5 separate regions of the Homo sapiens genome follow, and all the other regions are linked to region 3. Evidence: chromatin contacts called from ENCODE Hi-C or POLR2A ChIA-PET data. All regions are on one chromosome and are shown on one strand. Each heading gives the region's core, a stretch centred on a gene start or an enhancer-like site at or near the end of the contact. The rest is flanking DNA. Distances are from core to core; before and after follow the strand shown.

What was found. A loop is a pair of places that touch in the nucleus more often than their neighbours do. ChIA-PET counts read pairs that join two places held with the same protein, here RNA polymerase II (POLR2A). Pooled maps may share reads with other maps.
Region 1: a map of CD4-positive, alpha-beta T cell shows a loop between it and region 3 (9-fold over the local background). The contact joins the promoter of UBE3B here to the promoter of PWP1 in region 3. A Hi-C loop is called at or near these places in 1 of 168 maps with a recorded cell type or tissue (CD4-positive, alpha-beta T cell) and 11 of 50 pooled maps. POLR2A ChIA-PET finds 5 or more read pairs at or near these places in 1 of 52 experiments (naive thymus-derived CD4-positive, alpha-beta T cell).
Region 2: a loop to region 3 is called in a pooled map, with 6 times the contacts of the local background. The contact joins the enhancer-like site here to the promoter of PWP1 in region 3. A Hi-C loop is called at or near these places in 3 of 50 pooled maps. POLR2A ChIA-PET finds 5 or more read pairs at or near these places in 2 of 52 experiments (Panc1 and T-cell).
Region 4: a map of CD8-positive, alpha-beta T cell shows a loop between it and region 3 (3-fold over the local background). The contact joins the promoter of SSH1 here to the promoter of PWP1 in region 3. A Hi-C loop is called at or near these places in 2 of 168 maps with a recorded cell type or tissue (CD4-positive, alpha-beta memory T cell and CD8-positive, alpha-beta T cell) and 9 of 50 pooled maps.
Region 5: a map of CD8-positive, alpha-beta T cell shows a loop between it and region 3 (33-fold over the local background). The contact joins the promoter of USP30 here to the promoter of PWP1 in region 3. A Hi-C loop is called at or near these places in 6 of 168 maps with a recorded cell type or tissue (CD4-positive, alpha-beta T cell, CD4-positive, alpha-beta memory T cell, CD8-positive, alpha-beta T cell and 1 more) and 13 of 50 pooled maps.

The regions. Positions count from the first base shown.
Region 1 is chr12:109,475,732-109,479,327 of GRCh38, forward strand. UBE3B (ubiquitin protein ligase E3B) reads left to right here and starts at 1,903. Exons shown (of 28, transcript NM_130466.4): 1 at 1,903-2,378. KCTD10 (potassium channel tetramerization domain containing 10) reads right to left here and starts at 1,569. Exons shown (of 7, transcript NM_031954.5): 1 at 1,529-1,569. The coding sequence starts at 1,531. RefSeq lists enhancers at 482-1,217, 1,726-1,815.
Region 2 is chr12:108,689,534-108,693,067 of GRCh38, forward strand. All of the region lies in intron 2 of CORO1C (coronin 1C), which reads right to left. Among named protein-coding and RNA genes, the nearest start is that of CORO1C, 40 kb to the right of the region's middle. RefSeq lists enhancers at 1,870-2,149, 1,940-2,621, 2,100-2,394, 2,622-3,303. Within about 2 kb of position 1,943, at least 41 of the 41 ENCODE cell types and tissues checked have a DNase peak (open chromatin) inside an H3K27ac peak, as active enhancers do; they include Panc1, where a contact is called at or near this core.
Region 3 is chr12:107,683,403-107,687,048 of GRCh38, forward strand. It overlaps PWP1 (PWP1 homolog, endonuclein), which reads left to right and starts at 2,397. Exons shown (of 15, transcript NM_007062.3): 1 at 2,397-2,569. The coding sequence starts at 2,498. RefSeq lists enhancers at 2,206-2,465, 2,686-2,735.
Region 4 is chr12:108,855,185-108,858,987 of GRCh38, forward strand. SSH1 (slingshot protein phosphatase 1) reads right to left here and starts at 2,399. Exons shown (of 15, transcript NM_018984.4): 1 at 2,244-2,399. The coding sequence starts at 2,312. RefSeq lists enhancers at 1,095-1,596, 1,649-1,698 and a silencer at 2,129-2,868.
Region 5 is chr12:109,051,268-109,054,621 of GRCh38, forward strand. It overlaps USP30 (ubiquitin specific peptidase 30), which reads left to right and starts at 1,309. Exons shown (of 13, transcript NM_032663.5): 1 at 1,309-1,494. The coding sequence starts at 1,412. USP30-AS1 (USP30 antisense RNA 1) reads right to left here and starts at 2,698. Exons shown (of 2, transcript NR_038996.1): 1 at 2,419-2,698; 2 at 774-1,471. RefSeq lists enhancers at 1,503-2,002, 2,336-2,705.

The sequences.
Region 1 (3,596 bases), core at 653-3,152, 1.8 Mb after region 3:
AAACACTGTATTGAGGCTTGTATAAAACCTTCCCAAACTGAGGGCATTTCTACAACTCAGAAAAGTCTGCTGTTACATTTCAACTAAACTAAGTCACATAATTGCAGCATTTTACATCCAAAATTTGCTTATAAGACAGCTACCGCCAATTGCAACTTCCATCAAATGACATTCTCTCCCTGTGTTTAATACACAAACTCTTGGTCTATTTCTCTCAATGTTCTAGTGAGAAAGATGTTTATCATCAACCCCACTTTTTTGGGGAGAAAACTAGGAATCACACCTATAAGAGCCCTCTGACTCCCAACTCCTTTGCCCCTTTCATTACACAGTCCAAATCAAGAAATCATTAGTCTAATCCCTTGCAGGGCTTGTTAAAACCGATAGATGGGCTCCACCCCAAGAATGTCTGATTCAGTAGTCTCTGACAGGGCTTGAAATTTCAGCCATTTTGAATAAGTTACCAGGTGTTGCTGCTGGTGGGACCAGAGTTTGAGAACCACTGGTTTATGCTGCCTTCTTCCCATCCGCTGGTCCTTATTTTGCACAAAATGGAGCGGACTAGTCAACGTCAGCTACAGGATAACTGACTTTTCTTCAGCAGCGTCACTGGGACTGATTTTCCCTTAAGACTGCACTTTCCAGGGACGTGACAAACAAGCAAGCAAGTAGAAAGAAGATCTGGGCCAATCTTTGGTCATCTCTACCCAGGGACAATGAGCTACTCAGGGAACAGACCCTTGAGGATCCCAAGCAGACAAACCCCACAGCTGAGAGACAGATCTTGAAACATCCTCCGCTCCTTAGGCGTGGTCACCTCTGGCCTCAATGGAAGTTACAGATAGGTACCCAGGCGCCAGCTGAGGCACTGAACTCCGTGGCGCAGGTATCCTAACCTCAGGCCCCTGGCATCTCTCCCCAGGATTCCAAGCACTGAACGCACATCAGCCTGCTGGGCTCTCTCGATTTCTTTCCCTCACTGGGCCGTGTGTTCAGACGCACCTGGGAGCCCCTTCCCCACTTCCTGGAAACTCAGCGACTCCAGCCACAACCTCCAAAACGCCAAACGCTCCGCCCCAAGGAATCCTACCTCACCTTCTCATAACCTGCCCATTCATTCTCCTTCATAATCCTCCAAATCCTCATTTTCCACCCCCAAATGTCCGTTTTCAATTGATATCTCTTTGTTCTCCTCGCAATCACCAACTCCCATCTCCAACCAGCACTCAGGACTCACTTGGAGACACCCCTTCCTCACGCACACACGTATCTACTCCGCAAGCCCAAATGTGCTTCCCGGATTCCTAACCGCCAGGGAGCCTCCCTACCACCACCCCCGCCCCTAATTCTCCACCCAAAGCCCTTCCCCCACCCCGGGCCTTTCCCCTAACCAATCCCCCAAATGCCTCTCCACTATCGTGACTGCCCCTCATCACACCCCCTCCTCTCGGTCCCTTCTTATACTCTGCTGCTGCCCAGCTCCCTCGGCCGCCCTCAACCCCTAGTCCATGGGCACCGCCCTCCCTACCATGAAAAGTCGGAGGACGCAGGAGTCTCCAAACCCGGACTGAGAGAGGCAGGAAACACCCAGCTCACGCCAGCCGGGGGCGGAGGCGGGGCCGGAGCGATAACTTCCGCTGTCCGCACCCCACTTCCGCCCCGCAGAGGGCAACGTCTTAAGCCGTCCGTTGTGCGCCTAGGGGCCAGTTTTCTTTCCAGCCTCCCCGGCCGGAGTGGGTTCCAGCTTTTCTCGGCTGGGGAGGGCATTTATCCCACCTCCGCTATTTCAGCTGCCAGAGGGGAGGCAAGGTGTGGGGAAGTTTTCCTTCCCGGGCGAAGAAGCTCTGCGGAACTGTCATTTTCCGGAACTGGATGCTTGCTTCCTGGCGGGGTTCTGAAAGCGAACACCGCGGGGCAAGATGGCGGTAGTGCGTCGGCTGCTGCCCCGGGTCTGGCAGAACTCGGGTGTTTTGGGCTGAGACAGTGGCAGCTGCGGCCCCGACCCCAAGTGCGGGGACCTCCGGCGAATAAAGGTCGGCCTGCGGGTAGGCCGGTAGGGCCTGCGGTCCGGCCTGCGGGAGAACTGGGTCGTCAGTCCTCCGAGTGGTGGGGCTGGGGACTTTGAGGGAGTTGGCTCTAGGGCACAGTCCCTGCCTGGCCAGGTCGGAGGAACAAGTGCTGGGATCTGGCGTGTGTGCTCCAGGGGCTCTTTCCGCGGCCCTTTCCACCTCTTTTCACTTTGGGGACGGTAGGCCTTTATAAACGGACTAATGCTGGGTGATTTGTTCCTGTGGTTGTTGATGCCGAGGAAAGACTCTGGGCCCCAGGACTCACCTAAACTGGAGTTCGAATACTGTTCGCTCGCTGTGTGACCTTGGGTGAGTTCCCTCACCTCTCTGAGCCTCAGTTTCCTTCTGTGTAAATGGAGTAATTAGCAGGTTTCACAGAGGGTGTGAATACGTTTTAGTACCGTGCCTGACACCTAGTTCTGAATAAAGAAAAACTTGATCGTAATTTAACTCCAGCTTAGCCCCCACAGGCAATCTTGCACTCTCAACTTCTCTTTGCTTGGCCATTCTGTGAACGGGGGAGCCCTGGATCTTGTTTGTTTTACTTAGTGATAAATAACTGTTTTGGATATACATGGATTCAGATTCAAAAGCATCCACCTTAGATAGGCTGTAGCTTTCAATAAATAGTAGCTGTTAATATGAATAGTCTCTTTAAGTCGTGTTTCCTATTCTTTAAATAAAAATTAGATTATTGAGGCTGGCCACGGTGGCTCACGCCTGTAATCCTAGCACTTTGGGAGGCCGAGGCGGGCGGATCACCTGAGGTCAGAAGTTCAAGACCAGCGTGGCCAACATGGTGAAACCGCATCTCTACTAAAAATACAAAAATTAGCCGGGCGTGGTGGCGGGCGCCTTTAATCCCAGCGACTTGGGAGGCTGAAGCAGGAGAATCACTTGAACCTGGGAGGCGGAGGTTGCAGTGAGCAGAGTTCGCGCCGCTGCACTCCAGCCTGGGCAACAAAGTGAGACTCCGTCTCAAAAAAACAAAGATTATCGAGAACTGATAGAGCTGTTGAAAAGACAAGTTGGTTAAATAATCTGTGCAGTGTCTGATACACCGTCTGCCCAGAACAAGTGGTGGTGGTCATTAAACCTGGTGGCCCAGCTTTTCCTACTGCACAGGGACAATCCTCTTGGCTTAGTCAGCAGTTGGTATTTATGATGCTTCAGCTTTGGAAATATAGAGGTAAGACAAGAGTCTGAATCCTGCCTCTTAGTTATTACAGCCTTGACTCTGCCACATACTAATGGTCTAGACTGGAGTAGATGAGATCATGAATGATCTTCTCATAGGACTCCTCTCCTTATTAGATGAGATCACTTATAAAGGACTTGACACATAATGGGCACTCATTTACTTTTTTAAATGATCTTGGTTATCACCAACCTCTTATTTTCTAATCTTTCTACCTATATGATTCTTGTTTCCCTAACTAGATTGCAAGCTTCTTAAGGACAATACAATAAAGCTCACTTACATGCTACATGCTTTTAGATATCCTATATTAATATTTTCCCATTTAA
Region 2 (3,534 bases), core at 693-3,192, 1.0 Mb after region 3:
TCCAACTCAGGCAGCTGTCTCACTTCCAGTACTTTTCCATCTCCTGATCTGCAGTCCTCTATGCCTATTATCCAGACTGGTTACACCACCCGAAGATGTAAGGGCCTAAGAGCCCCCACCCCATCCTGGGGAAGGCAAACAAAGATACTTTACATGACCTGACTCAAAGAACAGTTAAAAGATTTCCACATTGTTCAAACCCCTACCTAATATTCATCTAAGTTTTCATTTTAGGAAAAAATGAGTATCAAAATCACTTTATGTGCCCAAATTTCAATCATAACTTATTTTTGGCTTTGGGTGATACATACTGAGAATTCTTCAACTCAGCAAGGAGAATGTTAAGTCACACATGTGCTCAGAAGTAGAGGAAAAGTTTTCAGCCCAAGCATAAGGGCTCCATTCACACTGTGCAGAGTTCAAAGGAGTCAAAAGCGTATCTATTGAAGTGGGTTTTCCATTTTTTTCAACTTCCTTTTTCTTATGACAGTATTATTTATGTGGATACATGTTTTGTTTGAATTTCTTAAGCCCCTGCTGCTCCACGGGGAGGAGCTAGAGTGATTGTGGTCATGGGACAAGGGGACAGCGGCATGGAAAACAGAGACTCAGCAGCAGACCAAAAAGACGGGTGCACACAATATATGACTTGTGCACAGGCTGGTCCCTGAGAGTGACAGCTCATGGCCCAGGAATAAAACATTCTGAGGAGGCTTTACTTTAAGGGAACCAGAAATACCATCCTTGAGGTAAAAGGAGGTGCTCTGGAATAAACCCTACAGATTGAGTTACCCTGTAAGGTAAGGTAAGCTAGAAACAAAAGCTGCTGGGGAGAGGGAGTATGGGCCTACAGAGACTTCACCTGCCTGTGAGTAAAAAACAGCAGTCTTTTTGGACAGAAGTGAAAATGCCAAGCAAATAATTTTTGCATCACAGATCCTCTCTAAAAACTGGGTTTAATACTGAATAGACCATATTTTAAAATCAATTAAGAACTTGAGGGAAGTTATTGTAAAACTACAAACATTTTATTATCAGAAAGCAAAAACACGGAAAAGTTAACATTTCCTTACTCAACCTTGCCCAAATATGCGATAGCAACCAGAGTAGCTGTATTTCCTAACTTCCTGACTTAAAGAATTTATAAAGTGAAAACCTAATGCTTTCTGCTCATTATTGCAGACAAGTAATTCCATATGATGCTTCTGGGCTGAGAACAAATAAAAACTTGGAACCCAAGATGAGGTAGAATCTAGTTAAAATAAAATTGAGCTAGAAAGCAAAAGCTGAAAAGCAGAAGAACTACAGATGTAAATGCAATATGGAAAATTAAAGCATTCAATATCAAATCAGAAAATAGAGAAACTGGTTGTCTAAGCCCTCGTAGTAAGCAAATGACATTGGAGATTGATCTACTGAAACCCTCTGTGAACGCTGAAGAGCTCCAGGGCTAACCCTTCCCATTGCAGCTCTGCATTGGTTTAATCCACAGGTCTCAGAATGAAAATCCACCCTCCTTGGATGGTGGAGATGATAAATAGAAAAATATTACAACTTTTTTTGGGGGGTGGGAGGGGCTAATGCCTTGGGCTCCATGGCTGAGTCAGTTCCACACAAGCAAGAGGACTGCAGTATAGACTCAATTCAGTCAGCCAGAAATGAAACCCAAGTCACCGTTCCTCCAAGAAAGCAGACATGTGTCCCATCACATGCCCTCTCAGCTCATTCTTCCCCAGACTCAACTCAGGTCCCACCCCTAATGGGCGAAGATATTCAACTTGGCAGGAGCAGATGATTTGCTACATGTGGTTATAAGGTGGCTTCTGGGCAAAACCGTGACTCCAGAAATGTGTTCATGACACCTTGAGTTTATTTCAGAGTAATGTGTGTTCAGATACCTTTCTTTACCGGAGATACAGCAGCTTTCCCAGACTGGGGTTACCATGTTTACACACTGAGGGCTTCTGCTGGCAGCAATTGTCAGCCTGCTTAGCACAGACTGGCACGCTCCACAAACCCAGTAAAGAGTTAAACGTTCTTTGCACTTGACTCAGTGGCTTCTCTTCACCACACACTCCCAGATCCCACCATTCTCTGAGCCACCCGTGCAGCCAATCAAAGCAAAGGAAGGAAATTATCCTGGCCGGCTGACAGCCACAGCGCTCTGATGGCCATATATGGTAAAAACCACTGTCAGAGCCCTGTCAGGCCTGCGGGCCGGCTGCTGTGGACATATCAGTGAACTGCAGCAGCAGGAGAAGCTGGCCAAGGAAACGCACAAAGGCTGCCTGCTCATCTCCAGGGGAGGGGGTGGGGTGGAAACCATCATCTGCCAGGGCACACATTCAGTGAGTCACAGCCACTCACTGTCATCAAAAATAGCCCCGGGGTACATTGGGAAGTTCCTTCTGCCAGGACTTTGTGCTCCATTGTTAACTGGGGGTGAGCAGGGTGCCCACCCCACCCCTCCCAGCAAAACTGTGGATAACACAGTCACTAGGAGAAAATGAAAAGGCCCTTCTGTGGCACTTCATGTGGTAATGAGGCCAGGCCGTGCTCGTGTGGCTGGCAGCTCGTGACATAATTTGGAAGTCATTGTTCTGCACCTGGTGCCCTCCCCCTGCATCCTCCACCCCTCCCAGTCCTGTCCCCCAGCTTTTCACGGCCCATACACTTGGCAGTTGAAGGTGCTCCAGGCATCAGACAATCTATTTCAGGAGGCAGTGAATGGGCATCCCACGACATGTCAGGACACTGGCTGGCTCTGAACAAAATCCTCTGCCCCTAACACCAAAGCTACCAAGTGCCAAATGTCCACATCTGTACAAAGGGCTACCGGCACTGCCACTGTTGTCTAAAACAGAGTACCACAATGTGTAGAAATGGAAATTGCCTGTCAGCAATGCACAGTAAGGCAGACATGCAGCCAATGCAAATCCAGCAGGTGCTGGCAAAGACTGTGGATCACACAGAAAAGCACTGTCAGGAGACTGCCATTCCCTCTCAAGTAGCCCATGAAAGAAGGCACTTATCAGCACGGCGCCTGGCACTTAAAGGAAGCCCTCAACAAATGTGAACTGCTGCGATTTCATCACTGTCACTGTGTCCTCACAAGGCATGGTATAGACCAAGTACTTTCCAAACCTAAGACAATTCTCTGAGCTGACAGAATGAAAGCCCTGTCAAGTTACTGTTTTTGTTATTAAACTCTCTAATCCCAGAGAAAGAATGCAAAGGATTCAGTGTCCATTAGACCACAGCTTTTTTTTTTTTTTTTTTTTTGAGACAGAGTCTTGCTCTGTCGCCCAGGCTGGAGTGCAATGGTGCTATCTCAGCTCACTGCAACCTCTGCCTCCTGTGTTCAAGCCATTCTCCTGTCTCAGCCTCCCGATTAGCTGCGATAACAGGCGTGTGCCACCATGCCCAGCTAATTTTTGTATTTTTAGTAGAGACAGGGTTTCACCATGTTGGCCAGGCTGGTCTCAAACTGCTGACCTCAGGTGATCCACCTGCCTCGGCCTCCCAAAGCGCTGG
Region 3 (3,646 bases), core at 1,147-3,646:
CTCTCCATGTGGTTTGGTTTCCTAACAGCATAGTGGACTCAGGGTAGCTGATATGGTTTGGGATCTGTGTCCTTACCCAAATCTCACCTTGAATTGTCATAATCCCCATGTGTTATAGGAGGGACCCAGTGAGAGGTAATTGAATCATACGGGCGGCGTTTTCCTGTGCTTTTCTCATGATAATAAGTCTCATGAGATCTGATGGTTTTATTAATTAATTAATTTATTTTTATTTATTTTTATTTTTTGAGACAGAGTCTTGATCTGTTGCCCGGGCTGGAGTGCAGCAGTGCGATTTCGGCTTACTGCAACCTCCGCCTCCTGGGTTCAGGTGATTCTCCTGCCTCAGCCTCCCAAGTAGCTGAGACTACAGGTATGCACCACCATGCCCGGCTAAGTTTTATATTTTTAGTAGAGACGGGGTTTCACTACGTTGGCCAGGCTTGTCTAGAACTCCTGACCTTGTAATCCAACTGCCTCGGCCTCCCAAAGTGCTGGGATTACAGGCATGAGCCACTGCACCCAGCTGAGATCTGATAGTTTTATAAAGGGGAGTTCCCCTGCACATGCTCTCTTCTTGCCTGCTGCCATGTAAGACATGCCTTTCTTCTCTTTTGCCTTCTGCAGTGATTGTGAGGCTTCCCCAGCCAACTGAAACTGTGAGTCCATTAAACCTCTTTTTCTTTATAAATTATCATGTCTTGGGTATGTCTTTATTAGCAGTGTGAGAACAGACTACCACAGTAGCCAAACTTTATATGGTGGCTCAGGGCTCCAAACATTAGTGTTCTACTGGTGGGCAGTGGGGGAGTGGGTGGGGGGTGTGGAAGTGGAGAAGTGGGTGTGGTGGTGGGGAAGCAAAACCTGCATCCTATTTATGACTTAACCTTGGAAACATCATTTCTGTCATACTTTATTGGCCAAAGCAGACCTACAACTACCCAGATTCAAGTTGGTGGGGGCGGGGGGGGGTGCTTTGATGGAGGAATATCAAGATCACGTTGCAGACAAACATGTGTGAAGGACTCTATTGTTGCAGCCATCCTTGAAAAATATTATCTGCCATATGGTCTTTCTAAAATGGGTTAAAAGCAAAGAAACCACAGAAGAATCATCTTACAGAAACAGAGCAGGGGGAGAAGTCTTAATGGACAAATAATCTGCCTACACAAACAATGAGCAATTTACTTCTGGGAGGATCTCTCCTCAGGCAGGGAGATTGCCAAGCGCATTAGGCTGAGTAGAGTTGGTGACAGAACTCATAGTTGTATCAGCTCCTCTGTGTGTGATCTGAGTAGGAAAGTATTTGACTACTGGGGACTCTAGCTTCATCTTTAAAACAAAGTGTTGTGAGAACCAAGTAAAATACTGTATAGAAAGATAAATGTGTTGCAAAAAGGTCCCCGAATAGAGCCCACAGGTGGACACCCCCCGTTTGACAATGCCACTGGGAAAGACCATGTGTACTGCCAGTTTATCCTTGCCACTGTTTCCCCATAGCAGCCACCTTCCTGTTTCTTTTGCTTGCCTCTCTCAGAGGTAGATGCATTGAGGGTAAATGACCAGGACAGGGCCACACAGCCAAGAGATCAAAACCCAGATTTTTCTGGGATGCTAGTTTGAGATTTTCCATTCTACAAACGTCCAGCCACTCACGAGTTCTAACAGATGACTGATCTTAGCTGAGAAGCATGACATAGATACAAGGGAGTCACACTGCCCGGGTTCATATCCCAGCTGCACCGCTTACTAGCAGTGTGACCTTTGGAAGGATCGCTGTTTTCCCAGGTGTAAAACGGAAATAAGACCTCCCACAAAGGGGTAAGTAATCACGTGATACGGCACTCAAAACAGCGCCTTCAACATAAGTAAGCCCTTTGTGTTTGCCAAGACTAAATCACTACTGCATAGTTAGTATATAATTGGTGCTAAATGTTTTTTTCTCACTTTTTTTTTTGGTGCTAAATGTTTTAAGGTGAGAAAGTAACATTTAGGGATGTAATGAGATGTAATGGTGGGATCTCCGTGAAACGACAAATTCATTTTGGAGAAAGCTTTTTAAAAAACGCAAACCACAAACCTCTGCCATTTGTCAGCTTGAAGTCTACGGAACTGCAAGCAAAATAAAGATTGGTGAAACTTTGCTTCTGACTGACCCCTACAGTCCCAAATATTTTCTTGGCCTTTACAAAGCCCGCAGGCATCGTCACATGCAGTCCTGAAAAGCCTTTTCTCTATACTTCACACAGCCCAGACCAGCCCACGTGGATTCCTCGCCCGGCTGCTTCCGCTTCCATTTTGTCCCCTCCTATTTCTCATTCGGCGCCTCAGAATGACGTCTGAAATGAGCGCCGACGCTGCCCAAACAGGAGCCTGCGCATGCGCTCTGCCCTGGCAGCGGCCCTGTGCAGATCCCTGAGCGTGTGGCAGCAGTGCGGTCGTGGTCCCTCCCTATGCAGCCTGGTTTCTAGCGTGACACGCCCTTGACTTGAGGACCATGAACCGCAGCCGCCAGGTGACGTGCGTGGCCTGGGTCCGCTGCGGCGTGGCCAAAGAGACACCAGACAAGGTGAGGCCTGGTCGCTGGGAGACAAGGGGAGCAGCGTCTTTACGGCACTGGGGGTCCGCCCAGCTGGGGGAACGTGGACCCGGAACTCGGGGCGTTGGCTGGTGCGACTGGCTGGGGTGAGGGCGGCTTTGCCCGGATTGTCGCGACTAGAGCTGCAGTTCAGAAGGTCTGGTTCGCCTGAGCCTGGAGAGTCAAGGGCCGCGCCTTCTCACTGTTCCCACCCTCAAGCCCAACCCCACTCCCAAATTCGCACGCACATGGACTTAGCGGGCCGGAAAGGGGTGGGCTGCTGTTTTTGGTGGGTAATACCCCAAAAGGCTTTTTGACAACACCACTAGCTTCACTAGCACCCAAGTGCATTTTCAAGCATAACTGGGAAGAGAGCATGAAAACTCCACTTTCCACTCTTGTGCTCCGTGTCTGAAGGAGTGAGGATGAATGTGGTGTAGAAAAACTGGTGTGGAGGCTAAGATGTCGTGAGGCTGGGAGATGAATAGGGAATTTCTTGCAGTAATCCAAGTGAGATGTTGATGGTAGCAGGGAGGATGAGAGGTAAATGTCTAACACATGAAAAACCTACAAGAGTTGGAGACTGAGACTGTAGCAGAGGTGACGATTACTTAAGTAATTTCCTCATTGGATACTAAGTGCTTTCTGTAGGCCAGGCATTGTTCAGGGTCCTGGGATAGGCATGAACAAAATAGAAAAAGTCCCGCCGGGCGCGGTGGCTCACGCCTGTAATCCCAGCACTTTGGGAGGCCAAGGCGGGCGGATCACGAGGTCAGGAGATCGAGAGCATCCTGGCTAACACGGTGAAACCCCGTCTCTACTAAAAATACAAAAAATTAGCCGGGTGTGGTGGTGGATGCCTGTAGTCCCAGCTACTCGGGAGGCTGAGGCAGGAGAATGGCGTGAACCCGGGAGGCGGAGCTTGCAGTGAGCCGAGATCGCACAGCTGCACTCCAGCCTGGGCGGGCAACAGAGTGAGACTCCGTCTCAAAAAAAAAAAAAAAAAAAAAAAAAAAAAAATAGAAAAAGACCCTGCCTTTATGGAGTCGACATGTGCACATATAGTAT
Region 4 (3,803 bases), core at 1,149-3,648, 1.2 Mb after region 3:
CAATATGCATGAACTTTGAAAACGTGATGCTGAGTCAAAGAAGCCAGACACAAAAGGCCACACAGGGTGTGATTCCATTTATATAAAATGTCCAGAATAAGCAAATCCATAGATACAGAAAGTAGATTAGTGGTTGCCTAAGGTTAGGGAGAATGGGGCAGGGGGAGGCTGCAGGTGAGGGCTAACGGGTACAGGGTTCCTATTTTGGGGAGGATGAAAATGTTCTGGAATTAGATGGTGGTGGTTGCACAATCTCATGTATATACTAAAAACCACTGAATTGTACACTTTAAAATGGCAAATTTATGGTATGTAACTAAAAAATAATAAGACCTTAAAATGCGTAAGACAAGAACAGATTAGGTTGCAAGTAACTCTAGGAACATGGGGTTTTGAATCAGAAATCTGGGCTGACAGGTTCAGCCTGAAGCCAACCTCTCCCCTTACCTCACATAAACTTTTGTGATGAGAACCTGAGATTAAGTGCATAAATTGCCAGACAGCAGTGACCGGAACAGAAAACAGCCCCTCCTCGCTGTGGGAAGGAAAGGCGCTCCTGCAACCTAACTTCTCAGTAGCAGGCTATTGATCGCCAGTGTTCTTTTGCCTCTAATCAGCGTGTAGAGGGGGATTACTAGAACCTTCTGTGTATAGATAACTCATGAATGGCCTCTCCTCTCCAAGGAGGGGGCTGTGAAGGTTCAACTTCCCAGCCACTCTGAAAATGTCCCTGCCAATCCCAGCAAAACAAGGCTGAAGAACTACCCTACCAGGAGACAGGGCTGTCAAGCCAAATGCAAACATTATTCTCTTGTCTCTCTCAGACACACAAACCTCCCCCGTGTTATCAGTCAACTTCCCCCACTCCCTCCCACAAAGAAAGGGGCTGAAGAGCCCAGATGCTGGCTGCGGAACTTCCTGGGCCTGGGACCGCAGGGCCGCTCCTCCAGTCTTCTCTAAACACAGCTAAGGGTCTGCAGGCGGACACTCAGCCTTGTTATAGGTAAGAGTTTAGACCAGAGGCCTTGACGGGTTCTTCAAGAGATGGTGGGCAAGATTGCGCGACCAGAGGGTCATCCCTGCAGCTACAGAGGGCTGACCTGCTCAGAGGCCCAAGGCCCCAGCCTAGGACAAGCCAGGCCAACCCTGCAGGCTAAGAGGGCAACAGTGCCCTCAATCAACCCCAGAGGAAAAAGTGGCCAGGCAAACGGACCTGGGCCACACACAGACCCACAAAAACGCGCACAGTGCCAGGACACGCAACCCAGGAATGCACCTATGCAATCACCCAGAATGGGTCACAGCCACACAGAAAGATAGATGCACATAAACACACAGGCCTGAGTGATGTTACAGAAAGGAAAAGCCAGACTAAGGCTGCACGCACAGACGTGAAACACAGCCACACAGAGCCCACAGCACGCTCGGTCACCGTCACACAGTGACACGGGCACGCCTACAGACAGAACTCCAGAGGCGGCAGGCGGGGAAACAATCTCACACGTTTGTAGGGGCACTCCCAGATGCCTGTCTCACGCTGGCACAGTCCCCGGACGGCAGGTCAGCAACAGTCACATCTCACATCGCACAGCCAGGCATACAGGCAAAGGGCCTAGAACTACCCCGGCCACAGGTCTCAGAACCAGCGGCTCACGCAGTCACCCAATCAAGGGTCCCAGTTGCACATCCAGTCACCCCTGGACCCTGGTCACACTGCAGAGTCACTCACAAATGGGAGTCCCGACAGACGCACAGTCCTCCCCAGACAGAGGTCAACCCAAGATGGGGGTCACACCTGAAATCACAGTCCCCACACAATCACGAGGTCACATCTGCACACACAGTCTCTGCACAGTCACCCTTAGGGGTCACAACGCACACAGTCTCCGCCTAACAGGGGTCACCCCAAGATGGGGGTAACCCCCTGATGTGGGTCACAGCGCACACACAGTATCCTGCAGACACTCCCAGAGGGGTCGCACTGCATACACAGTCCCTGCAAAGTCGCCCCCCGATAGGGGTCACACCGCACACAAAGTCCCCGCACAGCTCCCCAAGACAGGGTCACATCGCACACAGTCCTCGCACGGTCACCCCGGTCCGGCTGCCCGGCTCTGTTCCTACGGCGGGGCCCCGAGGAGCCCGCGCAGCCGCCCCCCTGCCCCGCACGCGCGGCCCCAGCTCCGGCGGCCTCGGCGCGGCGTCCGGCGGCCCAGGCCGGGCGCGGCGAGCCCGGGGCTCACCTCGCTGTTGCTGGCCGAGGAGGAGGCGGCGCTGGGCGTGGGCGAGCGCTGCAGGGTCACCAGGGCCATGGCTGCGGCGCGGTGCGAGGGCGCCACAGACGTCTCGAGCTAGAGCCGCCACCGCCACCGCCGCCCGGGCCGGGCCCGGGGCCTCCTGGAGCCGCGCGCGGGCGGCCGGGCCGAGCCGGGCCGGGCCCGCCCCTCCCCCTCGGCGTCGCCACCGCCCCCGCCCCCAGCTCCCGCCTCCCGCGCCGGCGCGCGCAGGCCTCAGTGCGCGGAGTGGGCGGGGAAGCGGGCAGGGCGGGACGAGGAGGCGCGCGTGCGCGGGGGCCCTGAGGGCTGCCCGAGGCCTCGGCTGGTCGATCACGTCCCTCGCGCGCCCGACACACGCGCCCCCGCCCGCGCGCCCCGCTATCAGGCCTGGGACTCGGGGGCGCGCGCGCCGCCCGGAGCCCGTACGCCCCAGGGGCCCTGCCCGCTGCTCTGCCTGGGGAAACTGAGGCCCGGCGACCGTGCAGACAGGACTGTACAGCGACCAGGAAATAAAAGACGTCCTGGGGCCGGGCGCGGTGGCTCACGCCTGTAATCCCAGCACTTTGGGAGGCTGAGGCGGGCGGATTACGAGGTCAAGAGATCGAGACCATCCTGGCCAACATGGTGAAACCCCGTCTCTACTAAAAAGACAAAAATTAGCTGGGCGCAGTGGTGCGCGCCTGTAGTCCCAGCTACTCGGGAGGCTGAGGCAAGAGAATCGCTTGAATCTGGGAGGCGGAGGTTGCAATGAGCTGAGATCGCGCCACTGCACTCCAGCCTGGGCGACAGAGCGAGACTCGGTCTCAAAAAAACAAAAAACAAAAAACAAAAACAGTAAGCAAAATAGATTCGCCTGATTTTGCAGAGGTTAATCAAGTTATTAGGCACGTTTTTAAAAAAGTATTTTGCTAATCTTTTTCAATGAATTCTTTCTGGGTGTTCTGAAACCCAGCCAACTCCTTGGAGGTCAGGGAAGGCTTCCCAGAAGAGCTTTATTCTGAGGCTTGGGCTTGAGCATAAGCAGGATTAACAGGTGAAAGAACAGAGAGACAGCTCTCCAAGCAGGGGGGATCAGCGTGCCCTGAAGCAGGAAGAAGTTTGTCAACCGGAGGCCAGCACTCAGGGAAGGGAAGAGGGGAGGAATGGCTGGAGTCTCCATCCTCTCTGGAAAGATCGCTCCGGCTGCTGCGTGGATGAGGGACCACGGGGCAGAGGGCTGAGGGAGACCAGGGAGGAGGCTGCTGCTGTTGTCCCGGGGAGAGGTGACCAGTTATGGGGATGGAGAGGGGAACATGGAATAAGATACCAAGAAGGCAATTCTGGCTTGACTTAGTAGTAGGAAACTTTTCTTTTAGCCAAAATCTCATCTCCCGGCTCCCACCCCCAACCTCTGCATGTTGCACAAGCACTCGCAAACGCAGTGGTCCCAGCCTGCCCCGCAGCTTAGCAAATTTGTCTTACTGCCCAACAGGAAACCCACGCAGCCTCCTGGATTCTTCCCCGTCCCTCCCTCTGTCCTGGGGCTGT
Region 5 (3,354 bases), core at 59-2,558, 1.4 Mb after region 3:
TTTTTTTGATGCTGAATCTCTCTCTGTTGCCCAGGCTGGAGTGCAGTGGTGTGATCTCAGCTCACTGCAGCCTCCGCCTCCCAGGTTCTAGCGATTCTCCCGCCTCAGCCTCCCGAGTAGCTGGGATTACAGGCACGCGCCACCACACCTGGCTGATTTTTGTATTTTTTAGTAGAGACGGGGTTTCACCATATTGGCCATGCTGGTCTCGAACTCCTGACCTCAAGCAATCCGTGCCCCCCACCCCCACCCCCCGGCCTCCCAAAGTGCTGGGATTACAAGTATGAGCCATCGCACCTGACCTCTTTTTTTTTTTTTTTGAGATGGAGTCTGGTTCTGTCACCCAGGCTGGAATGCAGTGGCATGATCTTGGCTCAGTGCAACCTCCACCACCACGGTTCAAGCAATTCTCCTGCCTCAGCCTCCTGAGTAGCTGGAATTACAGGAGCCTGCCACCACGCCCGGCTAATTTTTGTATTTTTAGTAGAGATGGGGTTTCACCATGTTGGCCAAGCTGGTCTCGAACTCTTGACCTCAGGTGATCCACCAGCCTCGTTCTCCCAAAGTGCTGGGATTACAGGCGTGAGCCACGGCGTCTGGCCTACCTCCTGCTTTTCACTTTAATGTGGCTACTGGAAAATGTAAAATTACCTATGTGGCTCCTGTATATTTCTGTTGGAGAGTGCCATTCTGGAGACAGACAGACCGAACTGCCAATCTCTGTTTCACCACTTACAAGCTGCGTCAAAAAACTTACTATTTCTTCAAATTTCCTGGGTTCCCTGGGATGTAAAATGTGGGTAATGTTAGAGTTGGTGTGAATATTAAATGTAAATAATGAATGTAACATACTTAGCTCTATACCTGGCACCCAAGTAAACAATAAGTTTGTTGGCTATTAAAGACGTTGATTTCTCTACTGATATCGTCAGAGATGGGCCTCATGCTCATTAAAGTTCCTTCCTCTGCGACCTATTTCCACTCTGGCCACAATAATAACTAATTATAGCAGAGGCCTGACCCGACTTTCGGCTGTTGGCCTCCCTTCCCCACATCGAAAAATTCAAATCATGACCCAGGGTCCATCCTAGAAGTGTGCCATCTGTATTTATGAATGGAGCCTAAGCAAATCTGAAAACCAAGCAGCCCCAGGCAACTGAGCCCAGCGTAGCAACCGACGCCGGGGCCTGTTGCTAAGGGAAAAGAAAGAAAGGACGTGGTCCGTCAGCTATTGCTCTCCGGGGGCAGCTACTTCCGGTCCCCCTGGGAGCTGTCCTGCGGTCTACGTTCCCCCGAGGTGCTGGGACTGCGGCCGCAGGTTCCGCTGTCTCGGGAACCGTCGTATCCCTCGGTCCGGCGGCGGCGGCGGCGGTAGCGGAGGAGACGGTTTCAGGCCTCCGGTGCGGCTGCAATGCTGAGCTCCCGGGCCGAGGCGGCGATGACCGCGGCCGACAGGGCCATCCAGCGCTTCCTGCGGACCGGGGCGGCCGTCAGGTGAGATTTTGGGGGGCGGGGCTGCCGAAGAGGCCGGGACCAGGGTCCCCAGCTTGGGCCCGTGACGGCTTTTTCATGCCCTAGTTGGGGTCTCCAGGGCCCGCGCGGGCATTCTGGAAGGTTCTGCGTCCTTTAGGGTTGGAGGCCTGGGCCCGTAGGTGGGAGGACTGACGGGCTCCAGTCCTTCGGCAACACCAATTCTGTCTGCACTCCCCAGGTCTGTCAGTCCCTCCCCCTCCTGTCATTGTTCCCAGGACACCCGGGGCACTCCAGTCTTGTCAAGGCCCCTAATTCTGTCAGTGCCCTCAGTCCTTTCAGTGCCTCCTAGGCCTGCCAAGACCCCTCAATCCTTCTAGTATACCCCCAGTCCTTCTGGGTCCCCCAATCATATCAGTTTCTGGACTGCCAGGGTTCCCCAACCTTGGCACGGTTCTTCTAGTCCTATAAGTGCCCCGGGCCTGCGAGCCCCGCGTTTTGTTAGTACCGCCCCCTATTCCTGTTAGCCCGCCCTCTAGTCTAATATGGATCGCCACTTCTGTCTGGGTCCCTGATGTTGTTAGTGTGAGTAAAGGCCCTTGTTTTGCAAGGGTCTCTAAATTGGTCAGGGCCCCTTTAACCTGTTAAGGTTGCTTGGTCCTGTTAAAGCCCTCCGTTCTTGTTAGGACTCCTCGATTGCCTGGGTCCCCAATCCTGTCAGGGCCCCCATTTCCCTCTTATTCACCCTCCCAAGGGCTCCAGGCTTCAGAACTGAGTACCCCCTCCCCCACTGCTGACCCCAAATGACTGAGACCTGTTGCTCAGGTCGGCTTCCTCTGGAACTGGAGCAGGTTTAAAGAGCTTATTATCCCAGGGCTGAAAGTCCTCGATACTTATCCTGTCCAGTGCCCCCATTCCGTAGATAGGAAGTGTGGCCCCATAGCTGACCTCATAGCAGAGTTGGGAGGAGAAGCCAGATCTTTTCATCCGCAGGCCCCACCACTCTCCTCGTGATGTCATTTTGCAGAGGAATGGAGTTTCCAAAGTCGCCACTTGTCCCTGGGTATTTTTTCCTTATGCTGCCAAAGTCATGGACAAGTCCTCTCTCCCATCCCCTTGACACTCTTCCCTTCAGTTTCCATCTTGAACTTCGTGGTTTTAAGCACAGACCTGGGGAGACAGACAGGCATGATTCAGAGCCATGTTCCTTCACTCACTGTGACCAAGTTGGGCTCTTAGTTTCTTCTGCTATAAAAATGAAAGTGATAGTAGAACCTGCATCTGTGGGGTTGTTTTAAAAATGAGGTAAGATTGTCACAGGGCCTGGCAGAGAGTATGTACCCTTAAATATTAGTGTTTGATTAGGGGATTTTAAAGCACTGGTAAAGCACCTTAGCACTTCCATGACAGTCCTTTATAATCTTTCCAGGCACTTTTGTGAACTCACGTATCGTGTAAAAGCACAGTGATGTATTAAGAAACTTCAAGAATACCTTTCACCAGCTGGGCATGGTGGCTCACACCTGTAATCCCAGCTCTTTGGAAGGCTGAGGCAGGTGGATTTCTTGAGCTCAGGAGTTCGAGACCAGCCTGGGCAATGTAGTGAGACCCTGTCTCTACAAAAAAATTTAAAAATTACCTGGGCATGTGGTGTGCAGCTGTGGTCCCAGCTACTTGGGAGGCTGAGGCAGGAGGATCACCTGAGCCCGGAAGGTGAAGATTGTGTTGAGCTGAGATGGCACCACTGCACTCCAGCCTGGGCACTAGAGCAACTAGAGCAAGACACTGTCTCAAAAAAAAATAAAAATAAAAATAAGAAAAAAAGAAAGAATAGCTTTCATGAATGATCCTGAGATTGTAATGCTTAATTTGTAGCAGCTAACA